3 separate regions of the Homo sapiens genome follow, and regions 1 and 3 are each linked to region 2. The links are chromatin contacts, found by Hi-C or POLR2A ChIA-PET in ENCODE. All regions are on one chromosome and are shown on one strand. Each heading gives the region's core, a stretch centred on a gene start or an enhancer-like site at or near the end of the contact. The rest is flanking DNA. Distances are from core to core; before and after follow the strand shown.

Evidence for each region. Hi-C counts contacts between places; a loop is a spot of excess contacts on that map. ChIA-PET counts read pairs that join two places held with the same protein, here RNA polymerase II (POLR2A). Pooled maps may share reads with other maps.
Region 1: a loop to region 2 is called in a map of CD4-positive, alpha-beta T cell, with 14 times the contacts of the local background. The contact joins the promoter of GUF1 here to the promoter of DCUN1D4 in region 2. A Hi-C loop is called at or near these places in 3 of 168 maps with a recorded cell type or tissue (CD4-positive, alpha-beta T cell, CD8-positive, alpha-beta T cell and naive thymus-derived CD4-positive, alpha-beta T cell), 1 of 37 single-sample maps with no recorded cell type and 9 of 50 pooled maps. POLR2A ChIA-PET finds 5 or more read pairs at or near these places in 1 of 52 experiments (CD4-positive, alpha-beta T cell).
Region 3: a pooled map shows a loop between it and region 2 (15-fold over the local background). The contact joins the promoter of ATP8A1-DT here to the promoter of DCUN1D4 in region 2. A Hi-C loop is called at or near these places in 3 of 50 pooled maps.

The regions. Positions count from the first base shown.
Region 1 is chr4:44,676,475-44,680,288 of GRCh38, forward strand. GUF1 (GTP binding elongation factor GUF1) reads left to right here and starts at 1,946. Exons shown (of 17, transcript NM_021927.3): 1 at 1,946-2,313. The coding sequence starts at 2,149. RefSeq lists an enhancer at 1,165-2,053 and a silencer at 2,125-2,284.
Region 2 is chr4:51,841,687-51,845,116 of GRCh38, forward strand. It overlaps DCUN1D4 (defective in cullin neddylation 1 domain containing 4), which reads left to right and starts at 1,467. Exons shown (of 11, transcript NM_001040402.3): 1 at 1,467-1,581. The coding sequence starts at 1,557. RefSeq lists silencers at 1,195-1,344, 1,355-1,404, 1,495-1,844, 1,945-2,024, 2,575-2,694.
Region 3 is chr4:42,656,145-42,659,729 of GRCh38, forward strand. It overlaps ATP8A1-DT (ATP8A1 divergent transcript), which reads left to right and starts at 1,379. Exons shown (of 1, transcript NR_186688.1): 1 at 1,379-2,203. ATP8A1 (ATPase phospholipid transporting 8A1) reads right to left here and starts at 961. Exons shown (of 37, transcript NM_006095.2): 1 at 681-961. The coding sequence starts at 729. RefSeq lists enhancers at 148-197, 1,188-1,397 and a silencer at 688-1,157.

The sequences.
Region 1 (3,814 bases), core at 696-3,195, 7.2 Mb before region 2:
AAAGTACATAATATCGGTATGAGGATTGACAAAGATTCTTGACCAAACTCTAGCCTGACTCTTCTAAGCCCTCTTATCAGCAAAGCCTCAAACTTGCCTATAAAAACTACAGACCCTCAGCACAAATGATTTCATCCACATCCTTCCCCTACCGGTTTGCCCACACATTAAAAGACTTGAACAAACTCATATAGTTTATAACAGCTCAAGGCTGCATCTCTAAGATGAAGCCCCCTTAAATTTCTGTCTGAGAAAGCTCAAGACTGACAAAATAATTTATTTGTTCCAGCCAACATGTGAAAGTAGCACTCATTTCCTAGTGTCTGCGGGAAGGGTAGGAGCCTTATTTCCATAAGCAACAGTTTACAACCCAGATGGATTTCAAATGGACCATTCTTCCGCCATTGTTTTTTGTAAATTTCCGTTTCCCTGACTTTGATCAAGCCCAGTTGTTCTCTTTCCCTACTCCCGCATTCTCCTTTTAAAATACAGTCGCCTCTGGACAAATTGTAGTTTAGTTCATTCTGGATCTTATTCCCGATTGCATTAGTATATCACTATAATAAAAATCTGTCTTCACCACTTTAACTGGTGTCTGCCTTTATCTTTGACAGGATATGGTGAAAATTAATGAGGGTAATTGTGCAAATTATGGAAGTCTGGGCAACATTGAATATAAATTATTGTGTTTACTTCAAGATAGTTGTTAAATTCATTCTCTTACAAGTGTGACAGAATTAGTCGTCTATCAAGTACTGTTTTAATTCATAAAAGTTCCAAGAAAGGGCCAGGCGCGGTGGCTCACGCCTGTAATCGCAACACTTTGGGAGGCCGAGGTGGGCAGATCACGAGGTCAGGAGTTCGAGATCAGCGTGACCAACATGGTGAAACCCCGTCTCTACTAAAAATACAAAAATTAGCCATGATTGCTGGCGCGCGCCTGTAATCCCAGCTACTCAGGAGACTGAGGCAGGAGAATCGCTTGAGCCCAGGAGGCGGAGGTTGCAGTGAGCCGAGATAGCGCTACTGTACTCCAGCCTGGGCGACAGAGCGAGACACCATCTCAGGGGGGAAAAAAAAATCCAAGAAAGAACTGAGTCTGGTACAGAATTCTTGATCCTAAGAAATCCTCCAAATGAAGAAACTTTCAAAGGCTCTGGAAACAATACGAATGATTCTGTCTTCAGTCACAATGATGAACTGAACACAGCTGTCATCTCCCTCCTTCGCACCAAATTCTGGATATTCCAGAAAAGCGCAAGAGAAATAGTGGGAGACAAACACTGGATGCAATCCTCCTATCACCTGTTTTATCCCCCATTCTTACTTCGTCAGAGCTCATTCCATGAAGTGGTAACTTGATGACGATGGAAACATTGGGGGTCCAGCATGGAACTTTTTCCCACCTTTACTTCTTGCCAAAACCTTCCTGGATTCAGTATTGCAATCAATGTTATGGCCCGTTTCCTTTCAGATGCACTTCAAGATTAGCTCTGTCACTGACAACATGGGGAATACATTTCGACCTCCAGATTTTAAAAGTGCCATTATTATTTTGCCATTAGGTAGAAGGCTAAGTCTCAACGTTGTGCTAATAATAGCATCTTTAAGTCCCTGGACTAAGACCTCGGCTCCTGGTTCGGGAATCAGACTGCCTGGGCGGCACTCCAGGCTCCACAGCTCCCCACCTGTGAGCTCCTGGGCAAGTCACTCGGTCCGGATTTCCAGAGGTAGTTTGGGGGAACTGACAGTACACACACCACAGGGCAGTAGTAAGAAAGAGACAATGCAAAGGAATTGGCACAGCACTCAGCAGACAATATAAGCTAATATGTACTCTGTCTACACCCTGCGTTTTAGGGAGTCAATCGAAAGCCTCCACTCACGTGACCACTCCACTACCCGGCGCCAAGACGCGCTGATGTCACGACAGCGTGCGGCGTGCAGACGTCGGCAAGCTGCGCCGCCGCTTCGGGTTGCTTCCGGATCTGGTACTTGGGCAGAGCTCCCCGGGGTTCATTGTCTTCGCTTCACAGGATCTGTTTGAGTCCTGTCCACCGGATCCTACGGGGGGTACCTTCGAAAAAAAACGGGCTATGCTGCTGTTGCGTGTGGGTACCCTCTCCTGACGCCTCCGCCGCCCGGGTCATGTGGACCCTCGTGGGTCGGGGCTGGGGGTGCGCACGCGCTCTCGCGCCACGAGCCACTGGGGCCGCGCTTCTGGTGGCCCCGGGGCCCCGGTCCGCGCCGACCCTTGGGGCTGCTCCAGAGTCCTGGGCTACCGACAGGCTCTACAGCTCCGCAGAATTCAAGGTGACTGCCCCCTGGAATCTGATTTAGCCAAGTTTTCAAACGTTGGAGTGCCCCATGCGATCTTGGACATGTATAGGGCTTTCTGGGACTAGCTCTGAACCCTGCTTGCAACTTGGTACAGGGAGGCAGAGCGGAGAGTGTGAGCACTGCTCAGGTTCCCGACCCTCCACTCCTCACTAGTGTGACCTTGGGCAAGTCACTAACTTTGTAGGTTTTCTCATTTTCAATGTCAAATGTTGATTTGTTTACGCGAGCCACTGGTCGAAGTGCTTTGCGTTTATTCATCTATTTAATTCTAAAAAGCCTACTAAGCAAGTTGCTAGTAAATATTAATATAACGTCCATTTTCCTGCAAATTAAGTAGCTATGTGGCCTGGGCAAGTTACTACATTGTCACTCTCCTACTTCATTTGTTGAATGCAGAACTGATCAAACATCCAGTGGCTAATTTGTGAGATTTGTGTGATGTGAGAAGTGGACTTTTTTAGACTAATACCTAGAATGCAGGAAGTTCTCGGTCTGTCTTTGTAGTTTTATTTCATTCTACCTCAGCCAGAGCAAACCTGTGTAATTTTGACTCTGGTGGGAGAGGGTGGGAGGTTCAACAACTCTGATAATTGTGAATGGATACATTTTAGTCAGAAAAGTGAAGTGACTGAAGGCAAGCTATAAGTAGGCAGAAAGACAAAACCTTAAATTAATCAACTTTGGCCCTAATATGCCTGTGTTTTTAAAAATGGATTTATATTGCAATTCGAAGTATAAAGATGGTGCAATTCTCTATACCTTTTGAACTGAAGGGAAAGAAAATCTACAGGGCAAACATCAGAATTAGTTTTTTTTCGGCAGACTTTCAGCTATAATTGTGCTTTTATTATCTGTCTTTATGGGGCTATTAAAAAACAAAGCTCACGTGAATTTTATATTTCATTGTAATTTCATGGTTTTGCTGATTGTGAAATATGCAGTTGATTGGAAAAAAATAGAGTACAAAAAACTGGTATATTTTGCTTGATAACAATTTCTAGCAATTTGTGATGTGTTTCAGTAAAACGTTAAAGAAGATGTGTACACGAAAAACCAGGAGTTCCATTTTAAAATATTTTTAAGTTTTAAGTGATAAGTCTTTTGTTGGATGTCATCTTTTTTTCTTTCTCACCAGAGAAGCTGCAAAGTAGCAAAATTGTATTTAAAATAAAATTTTGAGGCTCCATTAGAGACACAGATTTTTAAATAAATCTGATTCCTGATTAAATGTGTGATAGGAGCAGAAAATTTATCTTCTTTCAGCTTTTCTGTAGCTCCATTGCCTCAAAAGTTTTACTAGACAAGGTATTCTCAGGCCTTTAGAAGTTCTAGGTGTCTCATGTTCTCCATTCACGATAATAAATTCAGTTCCTGATTGGCCCTAAAAATTGTGTAGAAATGTTAAGGGATTATGATTTAGCTGTATAGTTACCTTTGGCTATTAAACTGATGTTCCTTGTAATATGAACTTAGC
Region 2 (3,430 bases), core at 217-2,716:
GCATTTTACCATGGGAGTGCTGTGGGACACAGAAACTGGTTTGTCTGAGCCCCTTCCAAATAGCATAACATTTGTGTCCTGATTTAAAATCTAAATTTCAGAGCCTGGAAACCCAAAAGCCTGGGCTGTAGAAATCTAAAACCAAAAAGACCGTGCGTTCTGTTACCTGTGATTTGTGGTGTCACCTACTCTTTGAGGCTCCCAGATGGCCCAGGGCCTTAGGATATGGGGATGCCTTGTAGGTGTGTTGTTGTTGGAGTTGGTGGCTGGGATGAGGGTGGAGGCAGGGTAGGGTGGGGGTGGGTTGGGGTGGGGGGAATCCTCCGTTAATATCTCGAAATATTGTTCTGTTACCATAATGCGGTGTGATAAGTTAGCTTCAAGTATTGAAAAATCAGGGCAGGACTCATGGAAATGGTGCGAATTCTTGACTTAGGGTCAGAAGAATTCACCAAAATTAACGTCTCCCTCTGCCAAATAACAGCCAGTTTCAATTTCTGGACGGCCTCTCCGCGGGAGTGACAGGTTTTCTTAGATGCCGCCGGGGGTCTTTCACGGGCTGGTGGTCTGCCCCCTGGACTCGTCCATGTGTTAGGCTCAGTCCGCAGCTCAGAGCGCGGCCCTGTATTTCTGTCTGATGTCTGGGGCATACAGATGTGTGTGACGGACAATGCTCGTGGCATTCGAAGCCTCTTTAACAGACATTAGTGACTAGAGGAAAGAAGTGTGCGAACTCTGCGAAACAAGTATGCGGACTCTGGAAAAGAAGTACATTTCGAAAGTGGGGAGAGGATGGATCTTCGTAGGAGAAATGGAAATTTGCTCCCCACCAGAAGGTTTGCTGGAAATTAAGACGCGGCAATTCTTAATCCAGTTTCCTGCGGTAGGAAGCAGCTGACAAGAGAAGTCCCAGTCCGAGTTCGGCGCGAACTGGACAAGTGTCGTGGGACAAGTGGCGGGAGACCCGGCCGCGTCGCGCCGGGCGCTAGGGACGGACGCATTTCCCTACTTCCAGCAGCTGGTACGAGCCGCCCCCAACTGCGCTGCGCTGCTCTATTCTTTGGGAAACACTTCGCGTGCTTTGTTTCAGACGCCGACCCATCTTTCTTGGTGGGTCTCCAGCTCCACCAATCCCGCCCGCCACTGGGCGGGGTTTCAGGGTCAAGGTGGACCAATTTCCCAGCTTCGCCCCTACACGCGCTCTCGGACCCCTGGGGGTGACTGACAGCAGCCGGGCCCAACCCGCTGCTCCGGAGCATGGCCTCCGCCAGGGGCGTTACGGAGACAAGGCCCCAGGACCAATCGTATTGGCCAGTGGGGGGCGGGGCCTCGTTGCCAGCTCCAGACCGGCGCTATGGGCACTCCTTTTGTCAAATGAGAGACGCAGCAGGGCGGCCCCTGAGCCGCGGTTTAGCCAATGGAGAAGGCGAGATGGGCGGGCTGGGAGTGCCCGGCGGCGGGTCCTCAGCTTCGAGCCGAGGTGCAGTGAGCTGGTGGGGGGACCGCGAGGCGAGCGCGGGAGCCTGGGCGGCGAGCCGGGTGTGAGCTGCCTGAAAATGCACTCGGATGCCGCCGCTGTCAGTGAGTAGCAGAGAGCCAGCCAGCGGGCCGGGGCCGGGCGGCTGCCAAACTCGCCACTCGGCTCCCGCAGTCCCCGCCCCACGCCTCGGGTCCCGAAACGCGCCGGGAGCCCCTGCCTGGGAACCACCCCTTCCCCTCCCGGGGCCGGGGCGGGCGGTGACGCTGCGGGCGGCGTGGGGCGGGGGCGGGCGTGGGGGGAAGGGACCGGCCTGCGGGGAGGGCGGAGGTGAGGGGGGTGGGGACTGGCTCTCTTTCAGTGTTGGGGGAAGGGAGGGCTGGACGTGCGATGAAGGGCCGAGATCGGAGTGTCCGGGGTGCATGGAGGTGGAGGCAGCGTTGGGCTGTAGCGGGCAGGGCCGGGGATGTGGGGGGGTGGCACCGGCGGGGAGAGGGAGGGAGCGAGCGAGCGAGCGGGGCACAAGGGTGAGGATTTCCAAAGGGCTGAGTGGTGCGGGCGGCTCCGTGAGAAAGGCGGGTGAGTGCGAGGGGGGCGCGGGGGCGGGGACAATGGGAAGAAGGGCTGGTTGGCGGGGGGGTGGGGGGGGGGCGGCGAACAATGGGGTGGGGGAATGGGGGCAGCGGCCGAGCGGGGCAGGAGGGCGGGCGACTGGACGAGGGCTGATGTAACGGGAAAGCGAGGTGGTGGGAGGGACTGGGGTGTAATGGTAGTTGGGGAGTCCTGCGGGGCGGGAGGGGCGTTGGAAGGGCGGTGGGTAACGGAGAGTGGTGGGAGTGGAAGATGTTGGGGTAAAGAGATGGGGCAGGTGTGGAAGGGTAGGGCGATTGGGAGGAAGAGGAGAAAAAGGTGGGTAGGATTTGGGGTGGCAGAGTGGGGGCAGGGGTGGAGAATATGAAATGGGGGTGAGGAGCTAGTCGGGGAGGAAGGGGAGGTGGGGCGGAGTTGGGCAGGAGGACTGTCACGTCCAGATTCGGTCCGGAGCCGGGCTAAGGGGGTGTCAGACTGTGCTTAGGGGAGGTACTTCCTCTCCCTGTCGAGGCAGGGTCCCTTGAAGGGGGGAGTCCAAGCTTCGGGGTGCGGAGAGAGGAGGGGGCGGGGCTGAGGTGGAGGAGACGGGGTAAGTGCCCTAAGGTTGGAACTGGCCGTGGTTCCCCCCGGACGGCGGGAAGCGAGGTCAGCGCTGGCGCGGGCTCCGGCAGCGGGACTAGGAGGCGGGGCAGGGGTGCGGGCTGCGGGGTTTCAGCAGCGGGAGCCGGAGGGGTCGGGCCCTGATGGCCGGGTCGGGGGCTTGGCGCCGGGGAGGTGTCGGGGTCCCTGGCAGTCCGTGGGTTTGATAGTCTGTGACGCAGTTGTCTAATTTCTGGCTATCAGGTGTGGGGGTTGGTGCCATGGAACCCGCTTCCTTAGAGGGATGGCCGGGCCCTAGGCCGCGCCCCACGCCCGGGGGGCGCGACTTCTCCCAGGCGTGCTGGGAGGGCGCTTGAGGGGTTTCCTTTAGGGTTTGTCTCCAGTCAACGGGTATGAAGGGGAAAGGCGGTCCCGCCGAATTCTGGGACTTGTAGTCGCGGCCGCGCCCGGCCGCGGTTGGGTTGGGTGCACGTGGGTAACTGTGGAAACGGGTCCCGGCATGCAGCGCGCCCTTGGAGCCTTCCTGCTCGGCCAACTCGTGCTTTATTCCCCGGCCAGCTCCTGCGCGCTCTCGGGAGGCGGTTGAGTTCCCAGGGACGGAGCGACTCCCCAGCCCTTCTCCCTTGGGAGAGGGAGAGCCCACGCCAGGCGCAGCCCTCTTCACGCTTAGGTTCTTGGTCCCCAAGTGAATTTCCCCCTGCATTTTGTGGCCTTACTTGTGGAATAAATGCTTGGTCTTGTACCATCATGCGCACGGGTTGT
Region 3 (3,585 bases), core at 129-2,628, 9.2 Mb before region 2:
AACCATGGCCATTCAAGAGCTGGCCCCAGGTGGAGCAAAGAAAACAGCTTCCACCTGGCTGAAAAGTCAGCTCAGCTGGCCGAAGTGAGGGTTTCGGGCAAAAGGGAAACACAAAAACGAAACCTCAGACGCGAGCCGGTGGGACTCCGCTGCAGGAGGCAGAATTGCAGAAGCTGTAATGCAGGGAACCCACTCGGCACCCGACCCCGATGAAGGCTCCCCGCGCTTCGAGAGCCAAGGGACTACGGATCAAAGGATCCTGCAGCCGGGGAAAAGCAAACTCGCTTCGCTGGGAGCTCAGATAGGGGGTTGCAAAACGGTGGGCGCCGGAGGCAGGGGCGGCGGGCTGGGGATCTGCTGAGTGGAAATCGAACTGGTGGGGAGGGAGGTGGGCAGGGCGAGTGAGCTCAGTGACTGGGACCTAATGGTCACACTGCGGTGCAAAGCACGCCTCGGGGCTCCCGCGGAGAACACCCATTCGAGGGTACTGGAGCCTGGAAAGGGTCTGCGAGTACACTGGGGGCAGCGCGGGGGGAAGGGTCCCCTAGGGGCCGGGCGCGACAGTCGGACTGCCGCCGGGGAAGAGGTAGGATGCGGTCTCTTCCAGGATAAACACACACGCTCACACACACACTCGCTTCCCGACCCCGGGCTAGCCCCGAGCCTCGGCGGCCCCTTACCTTCGGCGCGCGAGCGGATCTCCGACACGGTCCTCCGCATGGTGGGCATCGCGGCGGCGGCTGCAGGTGGGTCCTCAGCCCGGACTCTGCACCTGTCACGGCGTGGTACACGCGGGAGACCCGGCTGCGCCGCGCAGAGCGCTCAGCTGCAGCCTGGGCCGCGCCGCCGCCCACCTAGGGCAGAGCTGCCGCCGGGCGCGGCCCCCGCACGCCGACAGGAGGAGGAGAAAGGCAGCGGTGGCGGCGAAGGTGGCGGCGCCCGCAGAGCTGGGCGAGCTCTTGCTGCAGCCGCGGAGGGGCGGCTCGGCGAGGGGCGGAGCTCGGGCGCCGGCGCCGGGGGAGGGGCCTGCGGGGCTCGCGCTCCCCCTCCCGCGGCCGCTCAGCAAGGAAGGCGGGTGAGGGGCGGGGAGAGCCAGGGGGAGCCTCCTTCGCCCCGCCCCGCCCCGCTTCGGACCGTATCACGACTCAAAGGGGGGATCAACTCTTAGCCTCCTTAGTCCTCCAGCGTTTTCGCTCCGCCCTGTGGAGTTGGTTGACCCGGTTCCTCCTCCAGGCCACTCGGACTCTCTCACATCTTGCTCAGAAAGGAAAGACTGCTCTGGCTGCTGCATTCTCACGAATCCCCTCCCGCTACCCCTGGCTTTTGATCGCAGTGGAGCCGCCCGTCGTCCGGAAAGAGCTGTTGGGTCTGAGCCGGCAGGCGAAGGCGAAAGGGTCTGGGACTACAAGGTTTAGCTCCCAGCCAGAGCAGGAAAGGAACGACTGACTGTTCGCCATCTGGGTGTAATTCTAACCTCTCTGCACGCCCAGCCCGACTCGTGGCCTGAGCCGCACTTGTCCTCCTGCCTCGCCCACTAGCAACAGGCTGCCAGGTCGGGAGGCCCCTGGTGCCCATGGTGCTCTTGTCCATGGGGCTTGGGTGCATCTGGGCCCCGCCTGCAAGTGGGCCCGGTGCATCTCCCTAGTTCAGGCTCTGCAGCCTGACAAGGCACTGAAATAGCAATTAAGCCAACTAAGTATTGGCCCAGGTGGTTCACAAAAGACTTTTTTTTTTTCTTTTAGTTAAATCTGCATAAAGTTGGATGCAGTCGTTTTATCTGCAAAGGGGAGAGGAGTCTTTGTATAAAATCCATAAATATGTTAAATTTTAATTTGCCGATGTCCTTCAGACTATCATAGCCTCATTACCTTTTATTTTGTATACCGAGATCTATGCTAAAAAGTTGTCAAAACAAATACTTCACCTTCAAGTTAAGATGTAAGGTTTTGTGCTGTTTCTGGCGAGCTGCTGAACTGGCAGGAAAGGAATAAACCAGAAACAATAAATCAGAAGCAATTTGCTTCTTCCCTCATTTCATGCTCTTCCTCCAGCAACCAGCGAAAGAGATCCTCACATAGAGGCCTTTTATTTGAGATCTTTTCACATCCTGAAGGGAGAGAGCTGGAGAGGTTTGACCTGAGAGAGAAGTGATTATTTCCAAGCCTCAGGAAAAAATGAAATAAAATCTGCTAATAGCGTCCTATCTCCATTTGTGGTATTTCTTCTGCTTCCTGCAGGTAGCACTTGCTAATCAGAGCCCTGCCCTACATTAATACTCAGGCAGTCAATGCATATTTATGAAGAGCCCACTCTAGTTGGCTCTGATTCAGAGGCTGGAATTAGAACAAAGAAAATGTATTCTCAGTGTTCATGGAACATCTCAGGGTAAAGCAGGACTCAACAATAAATGAATCTATCTGTTTCAGTGATAGTCATGATTTAAAGTATGGTCTTCTAAACGTAAAAAATGAACACAGCTTTATCTGGACTGTCATCACTGGGCATTTTTATTTCTTCCAAGGCCCAGGGTCTCCTTGTATAAAGCAGGCTTGCTCTGGCTTAATGAACATGAGTCTGAAACAAAATTAAAGGGCTAACATAGCAAGGAAAATAGTAAAAATAATAATCAGCTTTAAAAGTTAGCGAACAGAAACTGGAGGAAATGCAGTGCTTTTCTGATTAACATTTTAGGTGTAATTCTATATGAAGCCATAACCAGTTCTTATTAAAAATCAGTGCGCAGCAGCATGACGATAGTTCATTTATGAGCAATCACCTTTGTAATTCCTAATTAGTCCTCAGATGGGGTTGAGGTTCAATTCTGCTTATTTACAAGTAATAACTGAAGGAACTCCAGAAGTTACCTCTGTTTTGTATAGAGCAATCCATTTTTTACATGTGTGTCCCATTAACTCATCAGCAAAGTTGAAAACGTCATTGATACAGGAAACAAGTCACTTATACAGAGAAGAATATTGCATGATATAGTCTATAGATTACCGTGTGTCCTTTCCCTGATATTATCACTTTATCCATAATGGCAAGCGTATCCCAACTACCTTATTTCTTAAAAACCACTCATTCCTGACTGCTAGAAATCACACATTTTTATTGGTTCAGAACTTGATTGAAGTTGAGGATTGCATTAATCTGCATCTGCTTGATTTTAAGGCTCTCAGATCGTCTCACCTTCTATTGTGTGAGAAGTGCAATGTGCCAGCCCCTGGCAGGGAACTCCGGTTCCAGCCACATGACTTTGTCACGGAATCTGTAGTAGAATTCAGATGTCAGCAAGATCATTTAAAATCTTTCAGGTCATATGACTATACTGCTGATAGACTTAGAAGGAAGAGGGTTATTTAAGGACAACTTCCCTAAGATCCAGGTTTTATCCTCCACAAAATGTACATTGAATACGTAACACGTGTGAGGTGCTGAGCCAGAGAACTAGGTTATAGAGGCACTTAATGAAAGCTAAACAGCAGTAGCAACAAGATGGCTAATATGTCATGCCAAATAGACAAGCAGCAACTATGGACTTTGAGAGAAAGCTAAGTTTCTAAGAGCTAGGGTGATCAACATTGT